Linked DNA regions of Homo sapiens: region 2 is linked to region 1. A link is an interaction called in ENCODE POLR2A ChIA-PET data of the cell type or tissue named here. Cell type or tissue: PC-9. All regions are shown on one strand. Region 1 overlaps GNG7 (G protein subunit gamma 7). Region 2 holds the start of MKNK2 (MAPK interacting serine/threonine kinase 2).

What was found. Peaks named below come from ENCODE experiments on the same cell type or tissue, not always from the same donor. Only the 100,000 strongest peaks of a DNase experiment are listed, where the experiment ranks them.
Region 2: POLR2A ChIA-PET joins it to region 1 with 14 read pairs; 3 of 35 experiments call an interaction of 5 or more read pairs at or near these places.

Annotation. Positions count from the first base shown.
Region 1 is chr19:2,531,211-2,535,210 of GRCh38, forward strand. All of the region lies in intron 3 of GNG7 (G protein subunit gamma 7), which reads right to left. Among named protein-coding and RNA genes, the nearest start is that of GADD45B, 57 kb to the left of the region's middle. In PC-9, no CTCF peak of the experiment used is centred here; DNase peaks (open chromatin) are centred at 1,681 and 2,691; H3K4me3 peaks cover 398 bases; H3K27ac peaks cover 3,404 bases.
Region 2 is chr19:2,048,376-2,052,375 of GRCh38, forward strand. MKNK2 (MAPK interacting serine/threonine kinase 2) reads right to left here and starts at 2,869. Exons shown (of 14, transcript NM_199054.3): 1 at 2,721-2,869; 2 at 2,426-2,572. The coding sequence starts at 2,476. RefSeq lists enhancers at 1-463, 1,121-1,777, 1,954-2,013 and silencers at 1,584-1,773, 2,504-3,043. In PC-9, a CTCF peak has its summit at 2,972 (motif pointing right); DNase peaks (open chromatin) are centred at 1,666 and 2,986; H3K4me3 peaks cover 2,520 bases; H3K27ac peaks cover 1,412 bases.

The DNA.
Region 1 (4,000 bases):
AGAGAATCCCTTGAATCCGGGAGACGGTGGTTGCAGTGAACCGAGATCGTGCCACTGTATTCCAGCTTTGGCAGCTGAGTGAGATTCCGTCTCAAAAAAAAAAAAAAAAAAAAAAAAAGGAGTAAAGATCAAGAGGAAGCAGACAGGTCCTTCTAGCAACTACAGCAGAGTTTTGAATAATCTCAATCCCTAATATTGGATTAAGGTGATGCGAGATTGCTGGTGGCCCCAAATGCCTGGAAGAAGTAAACATAAATCCCCTCTGGAGGAAAATAATACGATCCCAGGCCTCAGATTATTTCTACATGCAAATCCGCAATACAGGCCGGGCGCGGTGGCTCACGAGGTCAGGAGATCAAGACCATCCTGGCTAACATGGTGAAACCCCGTCTCTACTAAAAATACAAAAAATTAGCCAGGCTTGGTGGCAGGCACCTGTAGTCCCAGCTACTCCGGAGGCTGAGGCAGGAGAGTGGCATGAACCCGGGAGGTGGAGCTTGCAGTGAACCGAGATCGTGCCACTGCACTCCAGCCTGGGTAACAGAGCGAGACTCCGTCCCAAAAAAAAAAAAAAATGCACAATACAATATCTGGCATGCAAGTAAGACATACGAGGAGCCAGGACCACATAAACAAAAATCAGCAGAAATAACCAGCACTGCCAGGTGCGGTGGCTCACGCCTGTAATCCCAGCACTTTGGGAGGCCTAGGCAGGCGGATCATGAGGTCAGGAGATCAAGACCATCCTGGCTGACACGGTGAAACCCCGTCTCTACTAAAAACACAAAAAATTAGCCGGGCGCCATGGCAGGCGCCTCTAGTCCCAGCTACTTGGGAGGCTGAAGCAGGAGAATGGCATGAACCCGGGAGGCGGAGCTTGCAGTGAGCTGAGATCACGCCACTGCACTGCAGCCTGGGCAAAAGAACGAGACTCCGTCTCAAAAAAAAAAACAAAAAAAAAAACAAAAACCAGCACTACAAAGAGACCCACAGGGTTTCCATATACTGGGAATTGACAGAGACTTTAAATTAATTGTGTTAATTACGTTCAAAGAGATAAAAAGATGAGATTGGAATTTTCGCTGCAAATTGGAACAATGGGGAAAAAAAGGAACCAGTGGATATGGAGAAAATGACAATATCTGAAAAGTAAGAATTCAATGGAAGAAATAAAAATTAGTGAACTGGAAGACAGAACAGAGAAAAATATCCAGAATGAAGCAAGACGACACAAAGGGAAAGAAACTACAGAAGAAAGAGCAAAAGACATAGAAGATGCAGTGACGTCTAATATACGTGTTATTGGAACACCAGAAGGAGGAGAGAGAGAATGAAGCAGGAACAATCTTTGAAGAGATAATGACCAATAACTTTCTAAAACTGATAAAAAGACCTCAAGCCACAGATTTCAGAATCCCTAGAACCTCAGGCAAAAGAAATGTCCTAAAAAGTGGCAGAGAAATGGCCAATAAGCACATGAAATGGTGTCTAATGATTAGTCATGAAGGAAATATGAATTAAAGTCATCAAGAGAGACTGCCTCTCAACCACTAGAGTGGCAAAAATTTAAAAGACTGACAACACTAAATATTTGGGAGGATGTAGAAGAACTGGAGGCATCATCCATTACTGACAGGAATGTGAAATAGTACAACCACCATGGAAAATGGCTTAGCAGTTTCTTATAAGGCTGAACACATACCTCACCTATGACCCAGCAATTCCACTCCTAGGGATTTATTCAAGATAAATAAAAACATGTCTCCATAAAAGGACTTGTACGAGATGTTCATAAGCTTTTACTCATAACAGCAAAACCTGGAAACAACCCAAATGCCTGTCAACGAGAGAATAAACAAGCCATGGCATTTCACACAATGAAATACGGCTGCACACAAAAAAAGAATAAACTATTGAGAGATCAAGCAACGTGTATGATTCTCAAAAATATAAATGTATTCTAAAAAAATAAAAGATAATACATTATTCAATATTAAATATTAGTATTTAATTAATATTAATATATTAAATATTAATATTAAATATTTAAAAAATAAATGCCTCTCAAAAATAAAAAAAGTAAAGCAACAGAAGCTGGATATTAGAGGTGCATATTATATAATTCCATTTATATAAAGTTCAAGAATAGGCAAAACTATGGTGATAGAAATGAAAACAGAGGTTGCTGCCTCTGGCCAGGGTGTTGGCTAGAAAGGGCCATGAAATAACTTCTAGGGTGATGGCGATGTTCTCTATGTTGGTTGAGCTGTTGGTGTACACAGGTGTACACATTTGCTAAAATCCATCAAACTGTATCTTTAAGATCTGTTCATCTTACTGCATTTGAATTGGACTTTGATAAAATCAGTTAATTACAAACAAAAATCAACAAACAAAAGTTGCCAGAGGAAAAAACAGCAGCAATTAGGTGGACCCAGTGAAAATATCCTTCAAGAATTAGGGGGAAATAAGGGCATTTTCAGATAAACAAAACCAGACTTTCTCACCAACAGACTTGCCTTTTAAAAGGTAAAACTAGAGAAAGATAATTCCAGATGAAAGGTAGAAAATGCAGGAAGAAGTGAAAAACAACAAAAATGTTGTAGAGAGGAAAGAGCTTGATAAGATAATTCTAAAATTCCAGTGGAAAGATCAACAGGAAGTGAAAAACTCTGCAAAAGCCTTAGAACAAACACACATGAATCATATCAGCCTTCAGCTCAGTCCTCACCTCCAACCAACCCACAACAGAAGATGTTCTATGCTTCTGCCTTCACATTTTTATTATACGATTTTTATTATATAATTTTGGTCACGGGATTCCAGTGATAGGAGTTATAAATATTATTTCAGGAGTTTACTAGTGACATTAATTGAATTTTGCAATTCTACACACACACAAAATGAAGTCAGCATCTGAAAAAATATATATACATCCTCATCCGCTGTGACTGGTCCAATGTCAGTGTGATAAGACTCAATGCCAGCTGTCCCCAGAGACTTTTCTTCAGTCCAGCCAGCCCCTCCTTGGATGTCCACTTCAGCAGTGCTCTGCAGCCTCAGGCAGATCCCCGTGTACTCCACCAGTGGCCTCCGCTCCACTCCCCACTCCCTCCATCTCCTAACAGCTAGAGTGCGCTTCTGAAAATGCAGTTGAATCTGTTCCTCCCCTACTCAGAAACCACCAGCAGCTTCCAATTCCTTACAAAATCAAGTGCAAAAATCAAGGCTTATTGTTCAATTCCCACTGCTAGGAATTCTTCCCCCAGCTCCAATCCCATCAAAGAACTGCCTTCTCTGATGCATGGCTCCAGGATCATCTCCTTTCTCACCCTGTGGCCTCATGAGCTCAGCATTTTCCAGATTCGGAAATCCTGGAGGGGGCCATGAGGGAGATGGCTGTCCCTGGGAAACTAAGACCCAGAGAAGGTAGATGGCTTGCCCAGAAGATATTTATTATAAGAAATTGGCTCACATAATTATGGAGGCTGAGAAGCCATAAGATGTACAATTGGCAAGCTAGAGAGACACGAGAACTGATAGTTTCTGTCTGAAAGCCAGCAGGCTTGAGACCCAAGAGCAGATGTTTCCACTGGAGTCCAAAGGCTGGAAAAACCTATCTGTCAGCTTGAAGGCTGCCAGGCAGGAGGAATTATCTCTTACTTAGCATTTTTGTTCTATTGAGGGCTTTAACTGATTAGATGAGGCCCCCACATTGGGGAGGGGGAGGAATATGCTTTACACAGCCTATGGTTCATTTCATCCAGAAACATTCTCACAGACACACAGAATAACATTTAAACAGATATCTGTGCACCCCATGGACCAGTCAAGTTAACACATAAAATTAACAGTTACAACAATCTTGGAGCCAGTCATTCAGCCCACCACATCATTCTCTCATGGCCCTCTGTTTCTTTTCTTGTAGTATTTATAATTTGATATTTGAGTTGTATGCCTACTGGACTGTCAGCCTCATGAGGCCAAAGATCTGGGGGCT
Region 2 (4,000 bases), 480 kb before region 1:
CAGCGCAGGGACTGCCGGCCCTTTACGAGGGGCCGGGCCTTTGAAGCTGGGGAACCGAGGCCCGGTCAGGTTCCTTGTACCACTGAGCTCTCACTCAGCTTCACCCGTCTGGGTGAACCCAGGCGGGAGGGGCCCACAGAGGTGGCGGGGGTCCCAGTCCCAGTGAGGATGCTGGCTGCTCTGGGCCAAGTCACTGCCCCTCTCTGGGCCCCAGACAACCTGAGTGGGGCTCTAACAAGAGGGTCGTTCAGCAGAAGTGAGACTCCAGTGGAGCCCGTGGGAGACCCAAGGCCAGGAGATGGGTGGAGGCCAGAGGGCAGAGTCTGGGAGGGGCCGTGAGCCAAGCTGCCCTCCTGCCTCCCCACCCACCCTGGCTCGGGCAGATAGCTACCAGGAGGCTGCTGGGGGAGGAGGGAAGGAAGGGGGGGGCTCCAACTAGCCCCCATGGGAGTCAGCATTCCCATAAGGCTCCTGTCCAGAGGCCCCTGGTGGCCCTGGGGCAGCCACCACAAGGCAGGTGACCAGGGTCTAAGGCCAGACTGGAGTTCACCTGCTGTCTGACCTTGGCCTAGTGACCTCACCCTGGGGTCTGTCAGCGGTGAGACGGGAGGCAGCTGCCCCCAACTCGTGGGAGCTCACGAGAGTGAAATGACCTAAGGGGCCACAGAGCCCAGCGTGAGCTCCTGGCCCTGTCTGGCCACCGTTCCCCTGTGCCAGCCACAGCCTCCAACTCAGCAAAGCTACAGATGGACGGCCGCAGCCACCACAGCGGAGGGGCCAGGCACCACGAGACTCCGCGGCCTCCTCGCCCGTGTACAGGGGAGCCCCAGGCACACGCGCCTGCAGTCTCAGAGCCTCACTTTCCCATCTGCGAACGGAAAGAAACCCAAGGCACCCACAGACGTGCCTCCCTGCTGGGCTGCTGCCTGCTGGAGGCAAGGAGAGTATTTCAGGAGAGGTGGCCCCAATCCAGGGAGCAGCCGTGCATGGTGGGGGCTGTGGGGGGAGATTCCTAGAGCAACCGGTCCCGGCCACCTGGAGGAACACCTCACAGCCAGGACTGCCTGCCAGGCCCTCCTCCACCAAGACGCCCACCTTCCCAGCTCCCAGCCAGGCTGCCCTGGCCATGCACAGAGGCCGGCCCACAATCCTGGGCAGTGTGGGCGGTCCTGGTCCCACTGTTCTAGGTCTGGCTGTGGGACTCGAGTCAGCAGGCCTTGGCAGGAGGTGGCTGGAACCATCTAGAAAGTTCAAGTGTGCTTTAGCTGCCTGGCTGGCCCCATGCACTGACTCTGTATCAGCTCATGCCTGGCCCTAGGAGGGAGAAGACCACTGTCAGGTCCTCCTCTTTCCCGCCCAGCCCCTGACACTCTGATGGTGCCAGGCCTGCTGCCCTAGGGGAAAACTGGGCAGGGGTGGCAGGGGTGGAGTGCTGCCCTGGGGCACTGGCTGGACAGACCTGGGAATTCTTCCCAGTCTCTCTTTGCTCCTCCCACCCTGGAGCACCGCGTTGTGTGTACACACAAGACAGAGACACACACACACACAAACACACACACATACACTCACACTCTCTCTTCCTCTCTCCAGTCCTGCCTTCCCTACCGGGCAACAGGTCCCTGCCCAAGGAAGCCCAGTGAAGCGATTACATAACCCCGGCCTGAGGGGTGGGGCGGGCCGGCTGACATCACTGCGTCCCCTGGGCCAGGTCCTGCGGGGCCCCTGCCCAGCACCTGCCCTCCCCTTCCCCCCCAAGATTTGCTCATCTGAAACCAGCACTCAACAGCAGTCACCACCCGGGCTGCGCAGAAACTTCCCGCTCCGACAGGAAACAGCACTTGGGCCTGGGGTGTCTGCGAAGTGCAGGGCTGAGGGGACATCCCATCCCCTCCCCCACGGCACAGGCCCCCTGGGGGTGGGTGCACCTGACCAGCCCGGCCTGGGGATTCTGAAAGAAAGTCCCCAGAAGCCACATGGAGGTGGGAATGGGACTGTGGCCCGCTGACCCGTCCCCACCAGGGCACAACCAGCTGGAGCTTGCAGGGGACACCCCCCATAAGCCACATGCAGCGACTGGGACAGGACTGCAGCCTGCTGACCCCCCAGAACATACCCGGCGGGGGCTTGCAGGGGACACACAGCCTGGTGCCCTGACCCGGAGGGGGCTCCTGCTCCCAGCCTCACTTGGGGGTCCTGGAGGAAGGACCCGGCGGCCATGGCTGGAGAGAGGACTGTGGCCTGCTGAACCCCCATCCTCGCACACCGACCCCGCTTCAGCGCACGGCCGGCCCGGGCAGCCCCGGGTGTAGGGCGGGGGCCAGGCACGAGCCCCGGGAGCCGATCTTAGGGGCGGGCCCCGCGCCCCCCACGCCGGCCATTCCGGTGGTCCAGCCCGGAGCGCCCCCAAACCGACCCCGGGCCTCACCTTGAACGAACGGTGGAAACCCTGAAGTTCGGCTGGTTTCTTCTGCACCATCTTCTGTCCGGGCCCCGCCAGCGGGGGAGGGGACCGAGGGCCCGGGGGGAGGCCCGAGGGCGGGCGGCCGGGCGGGGGGCGGCCGAGGAGGGGACCCTGCGGGCGGGAGCAGACAAAGGGAGGGCGGTGAGCGGAGCCCGGCCTGCCAGGAGCGCGGACCGGGCGGGGGCGGCGAGGGCTCCGCGGGGCCCGTTTCCCGCTACCGGGTCGGTGTCCTCGGGGCCGCCCTGGGGTTCGCACTCACCGGGGTCGGGCTTGGGCCGGGGCCGCAGTGCCGCCGCCGCCCCACGTCGCGCAGCCCGGACCCCGCTCCGCGGACCGCGCGGGGAACAGCGCCGCCGCCGCCGCCAGCGCGGACCCCTCTACCTGGGCCACCGCCGCTGAGAGGAGCCGGGCGCGTCGCCGCCGCCGCCACCTTTATAGGCCCGGACCTGCTCTGGCCCCGCCCCCGACGCAGGCTCCGCCCGGCCTCACCCCCTGCGCACGACGTGGGCGGAGCCAGAAGAGGGCGCTCTCCGGGAACCCAGTGCGGCTGCGCGCTCCGGCGGTGGGGCGTGTCCGAAACGGCTAGCGCACGCCTGCGCAGTGCGGCGCACGGGGGTCTCGGTGCGGAACCTAGGCAGCGACCCTGCGGCGCGCCCGGAGCTGGCCTGTTTTTGCCGCCTGAGGCTCGCGGGGCCCGTGGGACCTGCGAGGCCCTGGGCCGTGTCCTACCGCCTGGCCCCACACAGGGCAACTCCCTTGGCCTGTCAACCCAGGCCTAGTATACCCCGACTCCCTTGGTTCATGCCCTCGCTCTAGAACCTGCCATGGCTCCCTCTTGCAGTTCTCCAGTGCTGGCTCCAGCAGTCCCCCTCGTGCACCACCAGCACGCTTGGAGTCCCAGCCACTCCCTTCTAGTGCTGGGGGACCAGCCACCGCCACCTACTTTCTTCTTCCCCTGGGCCACCCTGCCTGGGGAGCACTGAGCTCCCCGAGTTTGCTTTGTGGTTGGCAGGAACCAGAGTAGAGGGTGGGGACCGAGGTCTGTGAAGGACCCTTCCTCTGTCCTCGAATAGCATTTCAGGGAGAACTGGGACCTGAGACCCACTGGGAAAGAGCCCAAGGGGTGGATGGTCGCCAGGACAGGAAGTAAAACACAGTCCCATTTTGGCTGGGGCCCCAAACCAGGCTTAGATAGAATCAGCCTGTCCTGAGCTGCCAGTCCCCCATCCCACAGCATCCTGGTTCAAAGTGCTCCCCAGGCCCCGGGCCTGGGGCACACAAGGAGTGGGGGTTCCCCTGCTGGGTGGACTGTGGTCTCCTCTTCTGCAGGGGTTTCCAGAAGCTTCGCACAGCCCATCCCACCATCCCCCAACCAGGCCCTGAGCTCAAGAGGGGCTGGAGCCCCACTGACCTGAAGCTGGAGGGCCCCTGCCTGCAAGGCCACAGCTCTCAGGCCACAGGGGCTGGGAGGCCTGGCCTCAGCCACCCCCGGGGCATTGGGGGGAAGCCTGTGGGGAATTCCCAGCCAGAACCCAGCCC